2 separate regions of the Homo sapiens genome follow, and region 2 is linked to region 1. Evidence: read pairs that join two places in POLR2A ChIA-PET (ENCODE). Cell type or tissue: OCI-LY7. All regions are shown on one strand.

The links. ChIA-PET counts read pairs that join two places held together with the same protein. Peaks named below come from ENCODE experiments on the same cell type or tissue, not always from the same donor. Only the 100,000 strongest peaks of a DNase experiment are listed, where the experiment ranks them.
Region 2: POLR2A ChIA-PET joins it to region 1 with 6 read pairs; 2 of 35 experiments call an interaction of 5 or more read pairs at or near these places.

Annotation. Positions count from the first base shown.
Region 1 is chr15:33,184,489-33,192,488 of GRCh38, forward strand. All of the region lies in intron 2 of FMN1 (formin 1), which reads right to left. Among named protein-coding and RNA genes, the nearest start is that of FMN1, 6.2 kb to the right of the region's middle. RefSeq lists a silencer at 4,246-4,305. In OCI-LY7, no CTCF peak of the experiment used is centred here; a DNase peak (open chromatin) is centred at 4,323; H3K4me3 peaks cover 1,469 bases; H3K27ac peaks cover 1,950 bases.
Region 2 is chr15:33,668,209-33,676,208 of GRCh38, forward strand. RYR3 (ryanodine receptor 3) reads left to right here. Exons shown (of 104, transcript NM_001036.6): 37 at 1,146-1,248; 38 at 2,211-2,348. Among named protein-coding and RNA genes, the nearest start is that of CHRM5, 300 kb to the right of the region's middle. In OCI-LY7, CTCF peaks have their summits at 7,227 (motif pointing left) and 7,428; DNase peaks (open chromatin) are centred at 3,463 and 7,243; H3K4me3 peaks cover 1,230 bases; H3K27ac peaks cover 1,501 bases.

The DNA.
Region 1 (8,000 bases):
ATCTTTTTTTTTTCTTTTTTTTTTTTCCCTGAGACAGAATCGCACTCCTTCTTCACCCAGGCTGAAATGCAGTGGCACAGTCTCAGCTCACTGCAACCTCCGCCTCCCGGGTTCAAGCAATTCTTGTGCCTCAGCCTCTCAAGCAGCTGGGATTACAGGCGGGCGCCACCACACTCAGCTAATTTTCATATTTTTAGTAGAGATGGGTTTACGCCATGTTGGCCAGGCTGGTCTCAAACTCCTGACCTCAAGTGATCTGCCCACCTCGGCCTCCCAAAATGCTGGGATTACAGGTAAGAACCACCGCGCCCAGCTATAATTTAGACCTTTTTTTACTTATGTTGCAAATCGTATCCTTAAAATTACTTGAGAATCCAGTTTACAAAGCGGAAAAGACTGTATTCTTTTGAATGCTCTTTATAAATGTAATCCACTTAAGTAAATGAAGAGCTGATGAATATGCTACGTTATATGTGTGCTTATATTGTTAAAGGTTTTTACATGAAGAGAGATTATGAAAAGCTTCACGATACCAGACTATGTCTAATGGGGTCATTAAGTTCAGGATTTTCAAACTAAGTGGATTTCCTTGTCCTTCTTGTTTAAAGCATGATTATTGAAGGTTAGCATCTGCTTGCTGTGGTAAGTGACAAACTAGAGTAATCCAGTTCTCAACCCCAAGTTAAGAATAATAATTTAAAATACACAACAGTTGCATAGTCGTAATGTTTTGGAGGTTGTCAATAAAATACCTGAGCCACCTGTTTAGGTGCCATGGCAATATCTTTTTTCATTTATTTGGGAAAAGTTTGGGAGAAAAGTTGGTAGTCCTATTGGTTCCTTAAAATAATTCAAGGAATCTATTGTTTCCTGTAGAAATTCAGTATTCTCTGGGTTTTGTATTATTATATTAATATTATAGAAGGTGTTTTCTATTTGAGTAAAACACTGCCTGTGAAAATTTTAATTACCGTTAATTCCAATTTAGAGAATAGAAAGTAAATTTTTGTTTCCTTTACTTTTTAGAGAAGTCTTATTTCAATGAAAATTTGTAGTAATTTTTTTTTAATAAAGTAAGAATTTTTTTTTTTTTTTTTTTTTTACACAGAGTTTCACTCTTGTTGCCCAGGCTGGAGTGCAGTGGCATGATCTTGGCTCACTGCAACCTCTGCCTTCCAGGTTCAAGCGATTCTCCTGCCTCAGCCTCCCAGTTAGCTGGGATTACAGGCACGTGCCACCACACCCAGCTAATTTTGTATTTTTAGTAGAGACAGGGTTTCACCATGTTGGCCAGGCTGGTCTCGAACTCCTGACCTCAGGTGATCCTCTCACCTCGGCCTCCCAAAGAGCTGGGATTATAGGCATGAGCCCCTGTGCCTAGTCAGGAAGAAGTTTTTTATAAATTATATTCATGAAATGCTTTCATGCCTATTGAATTCTATAAAAATGCAGGTTGGAATTTCTAGTCTACAAGTTAATAATAGTCATAGGGAAAATGATGGAATCTTAGATTTAAAGAAAACTTAGACATTATTCATCTCATCCCACCTCCTTCCCAAGGCTGGGCCCTCTCCTTCAATGCAACCTTTGTGAATGGTTCTCCAGTCTCACCTTGAGCTCTTCTATTGCAAAGAGTTCTGTGCCCCAAAAGGAAGCCTCATGGCCTTCCAGACAGCTCTAAATGTAAAAAAAAAAAAAAACCTCTCCTTTTCTAAGTCAAAATCTATTTCCATTCATTTATTTTCATTGGTGCTTTTTTCTCACTTCCAGAGCTGCAGTGAGTATATCCAACTCCTTTCCTGCCCAATGGCCCTTTAAACACCTGACCACCAATCATGTTTCCTGAGACACTTTCTCATGCTGAGTAAACCATCCCAGGCCCTTCAGCAAGCCCTCAAATAGAAAAGTGTTTAGCCTCGAAAATCCTACATATTTCTGACTGTTCTCTAGTTTATCAGTGACCCTGCTACAAAACAGTGCTGACAGTTTTAAATGTTCCTCAAAAAAAAAAATAAATAAAAGTGAAAGTTTTGCCAGGATCACAAATACAGTTCTTGCAACTGTCACTTTAAATTATTAGAAAAACACATCTTAAATAGCCAGATTCTATCTTACTATCTCTTCACCTATCTTAAGTTTCAGTTTCCTCTTCATCATGTTTTTCTTTCTTTGCAAATTTGAAGACCATTCTTAAGTTTCTCTTGGTTGCGAGCAAATGAAACTGATTTTGGCTACCTTAAGCAAAAAGAGAAGCATATTGAATCTCATGAAATTCATGGGCAGTTTCATAAAATCAGAGAAAGAGTAGAAAGGCCAAGAGTTGGAAGAAGAGAAAGCAGAGGCTTCCAGTGGCCTCCTGCATCAGGCTCACAGGTATCTCCCTGGAGCACTTCTCTTACTGCGACTTAACTCCAGTGACTCTTAGTCAATGCAGTCCTTCAACCCAAAACTCCAGTTTTGGGAAGACATTCCATCTGGCCCACCTTGGATCAGATTTCCAGATCCCTGGTTTAACTAGTCCTGCCCAGGAACAGAGTCATGTCTACAGGGACCCCACACCTATATATTGGGGTCATTCCCAGAGAAAAGAAAGTAGATATGAACAAGGCAGACATCCCCAATTGCTGTACTTCTAAAAAAAGTAATATTCAGAAACATTGATATTAATCTATGTTTACTTTTATTTCTCCTTGTATTTTCCCCTTTGCTTAACCCCCACTAAGGCAGGTATTAGAATTGGAATTCATTGCATCAGGAGAGGTATGTGGTAAGGAGAAAAAGATAAATAGCCTGTGATTATTCCTAGATTGTGTTTCTCAAAATTCTAAACTCTTAGAACACAGGGAATTTCTTGAAGCATGTAAAAAGGAGTGAGATTTATCAACACAAAGAGTCCTGAAGAACCCTGAAAAAAGAATTATCTCCCCAGGGCTGTTGGGAAAGGAAGGCAAGAGGCTTGTGGATGCTGGAGGAAGGACACCCAGGCCCTACTTCCTGGCAGTGTCCCCAGAGAGGTCACAAGACCCTAGAGCCCTGCGTGCTATATCTAGGTAAGTAGGAACCATAGGAAATGTCAACAAAAGAATTCTGTGGGTCAAGCTCCAATGGGACACAGCCACAGATGACTACAACTGAGAGAGCTGGGAGAGCAGAATTACTGGGTGCTACAGAGTAACCCATGCATTCTGATGCCTCAATGACCAGAAGGTCCCTCTTCCCATGCCGTGGCACTGTCAGTCCCCTGGAGCCTTGACACAACTCTGGGGGGTGGTATAATACTGAGAAGGACTGAGGTTAAGTTTTCCACTTTTCCAGAAAGAAAAGGCTTGAAATAGAAATGAACATGGTTTCTAAAAAATAAAGAGATAATTTTCATATACCTGTCTTTGTAGATGGAGACTCTTATCTGCAAGGCTTGAATGAAAATGACAGGAGTAAAATGAAAATTGAGTAGTTCTGCTTCCTTGCTCTCTGTGAATTTGGCCCATCTTTTTCAAGCAGCTGGATTTGTACATCATGCACTGATTGAAATGCTAAAAGCCCTCTTTTTAAAAAGTCAACTTTGGCCGGGCACGGTGGCTCATGCCTGTAATCCCAGCACTTTGGGAGGCCGAGGCGGGCAGATCACAAGGTCAGGAGTTCGAGACCAGCCTGGCCAAGATGGTGAAACCCTGTCTCTACTAAAAATGCAAAAAAAAAAAATCAGCCAGGTGTGGTGGCGCACGCCTGTGATCCCAGCTACTCAGGAAGCTGAGGCAGGAGAATTGCTTGAACCCAGGAGGCAGAGGTTGCGTTGAGCCAAGATCATGCTGCTGCACTCCAGCCTGGGCGACAGAGGGAGACTTTGTCTCAAAAAAAAAGTCGAGTTAGCATTTTTTTCAAATCCTCTTGTTATTCATGACCTTAGTGTTCCTGAAGCTGTTGCCCTGGGTCCATGTCATACCTTTCTATACATAGTCTTAGACTATATCTCCCTTTCCTCTCTTCTGTGTGTTTCTTCCTTCTTAGATGTGGTTCAGGCAGAAGGTCCCTGCACAACTACTTTGGAGTCTTCAGCTGTGTCTCCCTTTTGCTTTATCATTTGCCAAGTTTGTGACTATGATATCAGAATTTTGTTTTTCTTAATAAATTCTGTTAAGTTCCTGAATTTAGCTAATGGTGCTGCAATGTGGCAGCTATTGATACATTTTAACAAAAGATGAAGAAAAAAAAAAAGTCAAGACCTAGAAACTGAGTCTGAGAGTTGACTGCCTTCATTTTCGTAGGCTGCAGGGCTGTTACTTCCTAAAGAGAAGTTGAGTGATGTAATGAACAAAGCCCAGGGAGTCAGGTGACCTGGATCTATTCTTGGCTGTGCCACTGACCGTGTGTGACCTTGGGCAAGTCACTTTTAATCTCCCATCTCAGTTTTCTCCACTGTATAACTAGAAAAATATCTTGTCACTTAACAAGAGAAAATTTGGGCATAAGAGTTACTGTTGCTTGCTGCTTGAAAAAACTTTAAGGTTTTTTTGTTTCAACCTACCACAGTCTTCCTTAAGATGGTGTGGTATCATGGAGTTTCAGTTCTTCAAATATCGTGAAAATTAGAATTAAATTGTTTTCGGAGGTTAAAATTAGGACCAGTTGAAAATAAATCAGAGGGTGATCTTAACACAAGGCCAGTACCTCCATTATGTGTGATATGTTTTATTCATATTTACTTGGGGTTGGATGGGTAGGAAAGAGGGAAAGCCCGGCTAGTCTCCTGTAAGTAGAAGGTAGAGGATGCTACAATAGAAATAGAAATAAAGAGAGATGGGGACATTGGCAAACAAGGACAGGACTGATGCCAATTCTGTAGATGAAATCCATTTTCTGCAGAACTGTGGGCTTTTAAAAAATTATTTGCAAAGCTCTCCAAATATGAGCTAGGCTTAGAAAATTTTCTGAAGTGGCTGCCTTCATCTAAAAAGAGAAAGGAGAATAATTCTAATGCCTAAAAAAGCAACTCTTGCTTTTCACTATATTCATACCCAGCATACTGAACTTTATTTATGGTTTATCCTGCTTTGTAAGTTTAAAACATGATAAAGCCAGGAACGTTCTCTGTGGCTTAGGCTTACTAGAGCACAGATAGAAAATAGAATGCAAGCCTAGCAGGTACATACTATCCAGATTCCATTGAGAGCCGGCCCCGTAAGCAAACACATTAATCTCTATGATCCTTGATTTCCTCATCTGTAGGAGAGGTACAGCATCATTTACCTACTTCACAGAGGAACCAGCAGATTACATAACCAAAGAAAGGAATTTAAGTCTTCTGTATTAAGCCAAGGATGGACACAGAGAAAACATACAACTCATGCTCACTTGAGTCTTGCCCTTGGAATAGACTTTGAGGACATTTTTCTCAGAATAGAGCATCAACAAACTACATGGACTCCCTGGTGTAACGGTGAGAAATCAGCTTTATTAGGACGCACAGGGCTGAGACCATAGGGATGTGCTTTCGGTCAGTGAAGAGATCAAAGCAGCAATGCACACTTTGAAAATGGTAACAAAGATTTTACTCACTGCCTCTTGGGGACTGAACACATTTAAACATAACAATGTTTGCTCAGTTGTAATTCTCACAGAGGAGGAAGACCATTAAACACTGTGGCAGCAATTCTTCCCAAATACTTTCTCCATTCTGGCTCAGCAATCCTTACAATAGCAAAGAGCAAAAAACCTGCTCTTTAATACTTAGAAGTATTATCTTCTCTACTGAGAAGAGACTGAAAAGAGTTCTTGAAACTCTAAAGAAGAGATTTTAGAGAACATGAGACAGTGCTACAGTCACCTGTGTGCTGCTCAAAAGATGGCATTCATTCAATTTCATTTGAATTTCATTTGTGCAAATATTAAGGTTTTGGAAACCATGAGGTTTCCCAAAATTACTATGGTGAGTGAATCACCAGGGAGGGCTTCTCCTAATAAGTAGACAGTTCTCTTTCTCTTTGAGAGGTCCATATTTTTCCTTATGTTTCACGGAGGACATCATTGGAGAAAGCACCTAGGCCTAGATGAATGTGGATAGATACTCACGTGGGGGAAAAATGGAAAAACAGGGCAACTATGGCTAAAGGAGTGTTTAACAACAAGCACTGCTGTCTGACGCATTTCTAGACTACTAGTCTTCAGATCGTATCATGTTCTCTGAGCTTCTTTAACAAAAACATGAACTAGAGCACTCATACTGGAAGGCCTGTGGCAGGGGTGTGAGTACTAGTATCCTGGCAGCAGCATCATAAAGGTGTCTCCTGCCCCACTTTTACAGCCTTGTCTATCCTCCCAGTCAGCATTCTGGCGGTCCCTGCTACTTCTCCATTAATGCCCAGATCCTGATGACAAACATGAACGTTAAAAAGTCCTGGCTGGCCGGACGTGGTAACTCACGCCTGTAATCCCAGCACTTTGGAAGGCCGAGGCAGGCAGATCACAAGGTCAGGAGATCAAGACCATCCTGGCTAACACGGTGAAACCCCATCTCTACTAAAAATACAAAAAATTAGCCAGGCGTGGTGGTGGGCACCTGTAGACCCAGCTATTCAGGAGGCTGAAGCAGGAGAATGGCGTGAACCCGGGAGGCGGAGCTTGCAGTGTGTTGAGACCGTGCCACTGCACTCCAGCCTGGGCAACAGAGCGAGACTCCATCTCAAAAAAAAAAAAAAAGTCCTGGCTACCTCCAAAATATTTTGCCCAATAGCCTGTCACGTGGAAGACCACAGTAAAAAAGCGTTTCATTTGAAAGGTGTTCATCATTAGCAGTGACCTATGACACTTTAGAAGGAAGAGATAGGCATAGTTCGAATAAGATGGAACATAAAACAAGTCAGTATCAAGTTAAGGAAATAGGAGGTGTGTTGGTTAAAGAAAAAAAAACTTAACTAGTAGTCTGCTTCCTAGAGAGATGCATTACAGAGATCATGGTCATTTCAGGCCAGTGGGGAGGTAAGGATGTCCACAAGGAGGACCAACTCTCTTCTCTCTCCCTCATCCTCAAACATGCACTAAGGCAGTATTTGCTGAAAGCGTAGATAAGCACAGAAATCCAGGTTACTCTGGGAGATTGTTTACTTTTAGCCAGGGAACTTGAGAAACATAAGTGAGAGGGAATGCTCCATTTCTCAGACCCTTGCTTTTATGCGCTGACAAGGTAAAGAGGTTTGTTTCCTTCTTTACATCTCCCCGCTTTAGTAATTACTATTTTGCAGAGCATGGGGTTGATGCTTTGTCAGCACTTCAGCACAGACACTAAATACAGAGATGCTTCAGTTCCTTCACAGTGCCAGCCTGTTGGTGCAAGCTTATATTTGCTGCAGGAGAATACAATTCCCATGGTTTAGCGTCTCTGCAAGATCAGGCAAATCAGATTAACAGCTGTAATTCTGTCAACACAGGCTGGGACCTGTTGAGAATTAAGCTGATATTTAAGACAGAGACTATGTACATCTAAAAATAATAGCTACTCTTAAAACCAGGTCCCAAAAAGAGATTATGAATAGCCCCTAAACGTGGTCATACTACCAACCAGTAGCATCACTGCAAGATATGAAATATCCATTATGAACTTTTACACTGATACGAATAAAGTTTTAATAAGAAAACCATTAAAGGCAAGATCATCTAAAGCACACCACAGCTTGGGATGGTGTGCATGAATCCAAAACTTTAACGTAAAACTAGACTTTGAGGCATGGTATATGAGATAGGAGAGAAGCATTTCTCAATTTTCTATCAAGGATATTTACCATCATCACATCAAGTTCCAGTCTGTCCCCATTCCTCTTCCTCTGGGAACAGCTCCACCAATTTTATGTCTGGAAAGGGAGGATGACCAGGATATGAGACCTACCCTTAGACAATCATAGGTCCTATGGGACCCCATTCCCTTGGCCAAAGCATTTGGTCTAGGCAGGGTTAAGCCTGTGACAAAGGCTTCATCAATCACAGTCAATGCATTGAACACTCAGTGA
Region 2 (8,000 bases), 480 kb after region 1:
CGGGAGGCTGAGGCAGGAGAATGGCGTGAACCCGGGAGGCGGAGCTTGCAGTGAGCCGGGATTGTGCCACTGCACTCCAGCCTGGGCAACAGAGCGAGACTCTGTCTCAAAAAAACAAACAAACAAACAAAAAAACTTGTAGACAAAATTAAAAGCTGACCAAAAGCTGGGCCAATACATGTAGAGTATAAAAGTATATAAAAAGTTAAAAATCTAGAGGTGTCCAAAGCACTCAGGGGCAAATTTTTTAAAGATAATTACCCAGTAGAAAAATAGAGGAAAAACATGGATGGGAAATTTATGAAATACAAAATAAAATTAATCTTTATGTGTGAAAAAACAAATTTCAACCTCACCAATTAAGCATAAATTAAAGCAACAGGGATAGGACATTTTTCACCCATTCAATTGAAAATATTTGAAAATGTGTTAACTCTTATTACTGTAACGAAGATGGCATAGTAATACACACTTGTATAAACTTGTTAATAATGCAAATTGTAAGCTTTCTGAAGGGCAATTTGTAAATTCATATAAAAAAACATTAAAATATGCAAACCTGTTCCTCTAGTCATTTTGCTTCTGGGAGTTTATTCTAAGAAAATAATCAGAGACATGAAAAAAAATTATTTTAAAGGAAACTCAAACCAGCTTTATAAGGACAAATAATAGAAACAAATATGTCATAACAGAGTTAATTTTACATAAATTATAATTCTTCCATATAATTACAATGCACCTATTAAAAATTGGATTAAGAAAGTAAGAAAATGTTCAAGTAACATTAAGTGGAAAACTCTGGTTTTTAAAAGGTGTATCTGGAATGTGATCCCATTCTGTGCGTATACCTACATAATGTCAGGAAGACATTAGCTAAAATATTAACAGTAGTTATCTCGGGGTGGTGGAATCACAGTAAATTTTCTTATTTAGGTATTTTCCAAATGTTATACAATTAATAAGTTACTTTTAGAATCAGGAAAAGGTGAAAGCTACTTGTAAATATTGGCCACTTTTACCAAAAAAAAAAAAATCACTAAGTAAAATAAATTTGAAAAGAATGTAAGTGTCTGTCTAAGGCAGGATCTGAGTTCCCTTGGCCAACATTGAGAACCAACTAGCTATTCTTCTCTTGCCTCTCAAAGATCAACATGCTGCTTAACTTTCAACTGGGAGAGAACTGCCCCTGCCCAGAGGAGATTCGGGAGGAGCTGTATGATTTCCATGAGGACCTTCTCCTTCACTGTGGTAAGCTGCCCAGAGAAAGGCTTTGTCCTTTTTTTACAAGAAGAGTCTGTTTTTGATTCCTTCATTAGAAAGCTAGTGGGAGGTTGGGAAGTTATTTTTGTATTTAAAATTGCAATACTGTCTTTCAAGACGTGACTATCCTAGCTACTTGTGTCAGAAAAGATACAGGAAGTAACCCTGACAGAATATATGACCAAAATTCCTTCTACCTAAAAGAGCCTGTGCTGAGATATAGAGAGGAAACAGGGTTTCTAGCAAAAGAATGAAGACAACTGATCCTTATATAAACCTCACCTAATTTGCTTAAAGTTAGTTGGGACTCTCAGCTTCCAGGTGAGACAAGATTCTGATCTCTTTGCTTTTTAGCTATTAGGGGTGTGTGTGTGTGGGGGGGGGGGGGGGTGTGGGTGTGTGGGTGTGTGTGGTGTGTGTGTGTGTGTGTGTGTGTTTAGTAACTTCTGCCCTTAAGGCTTCTCAGCCAGCAATCTCTACTTGGATACGTACCTACTGGTTTTAAGCAGCTCTCAGCATTTGTGTTGCTTGTACATGGGTAGGTTTAATAATATATGGGTAATTGACAAGCTTTTCATTTGAAATAACTCATTGTTAACTTCTTCTACAGATTCTAGGGCCACGTCCCCCAAACATTCTTCCAGAGGTTTCAACACTATAAGAGTGTATGTAATCCCCCTTACACTCTTTCAGAGGTTTTGGGGGTACAGATTCAAAACACATGTTTTAGGATTAAACTTACTTGTTGTTCTGATAAACAGGAAATCAATATTTTTTTTTTCAAAAGCTATAAGATAGGTAACTATTCACGAGAATAGTATCTTTAGAAAGCCTGTAGTATCTTTAGAAAGTTCCAGAAGGATGGGAAGCAGTTTTTTAAATGTTCTTTGTGACACTATGATGGTTTCATGCACTGCTTTGGATTTTCACCCTGTTCTGTGGCTTGCTAGGGGTTCCTTTGGAAGAAGAGGAAGAGGAGGAGGAGGACACCTCCTGGACAGGAAAACTCTGTGCCTTGGTTTACAAAATCAAAGGCCCACCCAAGCCAGAGAAGGAGCAGCCGACGGAGGAGGAGGAGAGATGCCCCAGTAAGTGACATTGCCTTTAAATGACAGTGTGCTCTTCTAAGACTTAATTAATGTAACTTTTTTTAAACAAATACTGTAAGATAGATAGGGGCTGCTTAACTTCAAAGAAAGCATCTGGGCAGTATGTTATAATTGCTGGTGGTTCAGTTACGTATTTTGGGTTCTGCCTTTCTTCTGATTGAAGAAACTTACTTTCATACTGTCCTGAAACCTGAGATGGGTTGCTTGGTGTCTGTTCTTGCTGTCGTGTTCTACTTAGAGGTGCCTGTAAATACATGTCTGTTCTTCTTTTAGGTTTCCATAGTCTTCCTCTTTTAACCATTATTGTTTCTTAACGATTATTGTTTCTGTCACTTCCCTTTGTGGTTCCTTAGCATTGAAAATTGCCCCAGAGAGAAAATAAAATAATAATAAAAGAGAGTTTGTAAAGGATATAGGATATGAGTTTGGGGGGGTTGTTTTTGGATTTGGGGTATGATTTTTGAAAATGTAGCATCCTAGAAACTTTGACTTCCTATTTTTCAACAATGCCGAGCTTTGTCTAGATTTATCTCTCTAATCCTTATACTATAGATGACTCCTACCGTTTTGACCCATGATGAAACAAGATTATAACTTGTTCTGCAGGGCTGTTAGACTATCTCTAGGACATGAAATTTCAAGAGGAAGATTGTCTTGTCTGAGTATTATATATAATCAGTCTACTCCTTGGTACAGATTCAGCAAATTTATCATTTGTTTAAAGAAGAAGGAATTTCTCAGGTTTAATATCGTTGCTTTTTATCTTGTTACCTATTCCTATCCATCTTGGAACACCCTTTCAAATCGTAGACTAGAGCAATTGACTGTCAAGATAGGATCAGTTTGTCTGAAAACACTACTTTGGGGTTCATACATCTTACTGCCCTTACTGCCCTTTATATCGACCTTTCAACTTTGTCAGAATATCTCTGAAGGGAACAAATCTCACCATTTGTCATCGGAAGTATTGAAACCTCTGGAAGAGTGTATGGGGGACTTGGCAATGGCAACCCTTGATAGGGTAGTTCCATCAGTCACTCTGGAAAGGGCGGGTCTTTTGTGAGGATGTGCCAGCAGCACTCTAAAGCCACAAAAACGTGAGTTTAGGCTCCCTTTGTGGTTACCGCCAAAGGAGAACTGAAAATAGGCTGAGTTACCCATATGTCTCCTATATCACCTGCTGAGAGTCTCTTTTGAAAGTGGTTGCTTCTTTCCCACCTTCTTTTTCTTTTTTTTTTTTTTTTTTTTTTTTCCTGAGACAGGGTCTTGCTCTGTCACCCAGGCTGGAGTGCAGTGGTGTGATCTCCACTCACTGCAACCTCCACCTCACGGTTCAAGCGATTCTCCTGCCTCAGCCTCCCAAATAGCTGGGATTACAGGCATGCGCCACCATGTCTGGCTAATTTTTGTATTTTTAGTAGAGACAGGGTTTCATCATGTTGGCCAGGTTGGTCTCGAACTTTTGACCTCAAGCAGTCTGCCCTCCTCAGCCTCCCAAAGTGCTGGGATTACAGGCATGAGCCACCACAGCTGGCCCTTTCCCACCTTCTTTTTAACAGAGAGTTTGTCATGGCTGGCGGGGGGTGGGGTCCCACCAGGTGACCATTTCATGTGAGGTAAATGGAGTCAGTCAGATGAAGTCACTTGTCACCTGCCTCTGTGAAGCCTCCCCCTACATCTGTGAATGGTGTTCGGGCACCAAGGATTGCAGTCTGCAGCCCCGCTACCTCAGGCCTCAGGCACACAGACCACATTCTGTCTGTCTTGGCAAAACACGCACACCCGAGAGGCCAGCCCTGTATGAGACTGCGTGTCTTCACCTCATGCTTCTTCCCTTCCACAGGAGGAGTTATGAGAGGTTCACGTTTCGTGTCATAAGTACTCTATCTTGGGATCCCAGAAATAGACGAAATGGTTGAGGTGATCAGGCATGTTTGGCTTCTCTGCTGAATGTTCCAGACATGATGAATCCCCTCACTCAAGCCTGGCATTTTAAAATAAATTCTAGAGAGTGGTTTAACAACCACCACCCCCATAAATTGTTTTTAATATGATCAGATGGAGACAAGGTTGCTGATTACAGAACCATATGCATTAAAGGGTCAAAATCCTTTAAATTATTGGTAATTTTGTTCATGCTATTGCGTATCTGATTTCTATTACCCTTGCATTTGATGAAATAATAAAAGTGTAGATAGTGTTAGAAACGTTATACAATGAATTGGCAGTTTACTGAATACTTCCACACATATTCATTTACTGCTGTTAGTTTTCTACACTCCTCCATTGTATAGTTGGGGGAAGCAGGACTCAGAAGAATTAAGGGGTACTTGTTTATTCTTTCTACCCTTACCCGTTCCAGAAAAACGTCCGGGTGTCTGATTGTCACCAACCTAAGGTACGTAAAGTGAGTAAAGCTATGGCTTGAAGGCAGGTCTTCTGTCTCTTTGTATTGTGCTGTGCTTCTCCACTGTACCCTTGCCAAAGAACTTACCAGCATACATACCATGAGCTACAAACACATTTGGAATGGCTTTTTAAAATCACTCTTTTTATCTTGCCTACTACATCTGTGAGATATCTCACTGTTTTGACTCAAAATCTGAACCCAACGGAATTCAATGTTTTAACATTTAAAAGTTCACCAAACCAAGGATCTGAATCATTTTCAGATAAGGTGGTGGTGGGCTCACCCCGCAGTCCCTCTGCTGTGAGCAGTTGATGTTGGCCAATGACCTGCAGAGAAGCCACAACTTTTCTAGGAAAGAGAGAGCAACAGTGTCCTGAAACTCACATTCTGAAATCTGCTAGCTGGCTCAATGTTGAAGGGATTTGCCTAAATTAACTCCAAGCCATATTGTTAATGAAAGCTGTTACAATATTATCAAAGGATCAAATGATAATGAACAAGTGAAAAAATCTAACAATAGTAGCCACTGTACTAAGTCACTTTTTTTTCGTATCTCCATCCAGAAAATTCCCTAGAAAATGTTTTGCTTGTTCCTTCTGGCCAGTACTTTTCCAACGCTGCAGTTTAAGCAGCATTTCCTTCAATGTAAATATATAGGCATTGAATTATTCTTCCAGAAGAGGCTGACCATCTATTTCTCCTAAATTCTAAAATTAACAAAATAAAAACCATCTGTCAAATTTTACAGATTAAAATTCGGTAAATTCTTGATCTCTGCCATTTGTTGAATGCTTTCCCCATGGGAGAAGGAAGCTCCACGCTGGCATCTTATCTCTATGCTTAGAGGTCTTGAGATGACCCATTGCAATTCAGCTTTGGGTGGCATCGGTTAAGAACTGAGTTATAGGTGAGCATGGCTGAGTCTTTCTGAAGGAGGTGAACATCCCTCTTCTGTCTTTAGCCCTGTGCTGTTTGCCACAGAATGTTACCTCTCGCAGAGATTAGGTGGCACTCTTGGCCTTGAATAGTGCCTGCTCTCCCCTGCCACTCTTCTCCTAATGAAGACCAGAACTGGAGGTGACCTTGAACCTGTCAAGCCCCAAAGTCCTTACGTATGTTACCTCTTGCCTATTCACTGAACAGCCTAGGAGCCCTAAACCAAAATTCTCTCCCAGCTAAATGCTGTAGCATGTTTAGTGCTGAGAAGAAGAAAACATCTATACGAAATAAGTCCTAGCCCCTCAACACAAATACGCACATGCAAAGTGAGATAACTTAGTAGTAAGTACATCTGCAGAGCTCAGGCAGTATTTCTAAGCCTCTTCTCTAAATTCTCTCCAAAGAGCCTCTCCCTAAACACACACACACACAAACACCTCCTCTGTGAAGTCTTTCAAACTCATTCTTTTTCCCTCTACCCCTTCCATATTGTGGAATTTCTAGTAGTGTATGTATGACTTTCCACGTTATGTGAGGTACTTGTATATGTGTTTGTTTTCCTCACCAGGTCTTAATGCAGGGAACATGTCGTACTTGTTTCCACACTCAGCTCTATGGCACAAATCTTTTTGACCTCCAACTGAATATTGGTTACTTGAGGCTCATAAAAAAGAAGAAAACAGGGACCTTTCAGAAAAAGGAGGAAATGGGTATGGCTAGGCAACTCAAAATAATCATGAGGTTGGATGTATTGTAATAAAAGTACAGACAAAATACAGTAGGTGGCCAGAGGAGGAGATTGGGAAATTGTCTGTGAAGAATGTAGATGGATGGATAAAATAAGAAGGAAAAGGCATTTTTAATGAAAAAAAAAAAAAAAGCTGCTTCAACAAAGGCCCATGTGCAGCAAAGTTCATGTCATATACAGGAGTGGCAACAAGTTGAGAATGGCTGAATTATAAAAAGAATAGAATGGGTCAGAATGGAAAAAAAAAAAAAAAAGAGTGGTGTTAGAATATAGAACATCTTGAAAAATCCAGTGGCTATAGTCCCAGTTACTGGGGAGGCTGAAGCAGGAGAATGGGGTGAACCCAGGAGGCGGAGCTTGCAGTGAGCCGAGATAGTGCCACTGCAGTCCGGCCTGGGTGACAGAGCGAAAATTCTGTCTCAAAAATCCAGCAGCTAAACCGTATGCAGGCTTAGAGTGTTACTCTTTGTTATGCCCATGTATTTTGTAATATTTGGTCTCCCAGTTGTGGGGAGGGAGGGGCTAACACTTACGTGGTACCCACTTTGTCCTGAGCATTGTCTTGAGCACTTCCATAAATATTACCTCGTTTAATTCTCATGAGAACAATCTGTAATACACAATTCTATTTCTATTTTACAATTGAAACTGAAGTAAAGACAGAGTAAGTAACTTTCCAAAATCACACAGAGGTGGCATAAAACTTCAAAACTTTGTCAACCTGAATTCAACGCCCATCCTTGTCACTTATGTAATAACATCCTGCCCCCTATAGGCAATGGCTGTGAAACGGCTTAAGGACTAAATGATTAATTTACTTAACAGTACTGAGATAGTTATGAGCACAGGGCTCCGGAGTTAGGCTACCTAGTCTTAAGTTATTAACTTCTCCCAAAATTCATGATATCCAGGAGACTGAGCATGAGACAGCTTCTCTGTGCCTCAGTTTTCTCATCTATAAAATGGACATGGCATATACATACTTACCTCATTGGGTTGATATAAGCATTACATTAGTTAATATGTGCAAATTGCTTAAATGTGTGTCTGGCATATAGTAAGCGCTTAATTTTAACTATTTTTTGGCTATCGTTTGTTGATTACTTGCCATCTTAGGCACAAATCAAGCTGCTTTAGCAAGACAATAGTCTTTTAATTAATGATTTAGCCCTTACCAGCTTTGTGTAGCCCTCCCTGCAGCAGGGAGACATTGGGAACAGGAGCATCCATTAGGATTTCATCGCAGTGCTCTGGGTGAGAGGTTCTGAGGACTTGAATAAGGCTGGTATGGTAGCCAGGATAATTGCCCCCCAAAGATGTTCACATCCCAATTCCTAGAACCTGTGGATATGTTAGGTTAAATGGTCAAAAAAAATGCAGATGGAATTAAGAGTGCTAATCAGGAAATCTCGATTATTGGAGTTGACCCAAAGTAATCCCAAGGGTTCTCAAGAGTGAGAGAGATTGACAGAAGAGAGCCAGAGATATGCAACATGAAAAGGGTGTGGCTTAAATTTCCTGAAGGAAGGGGTCA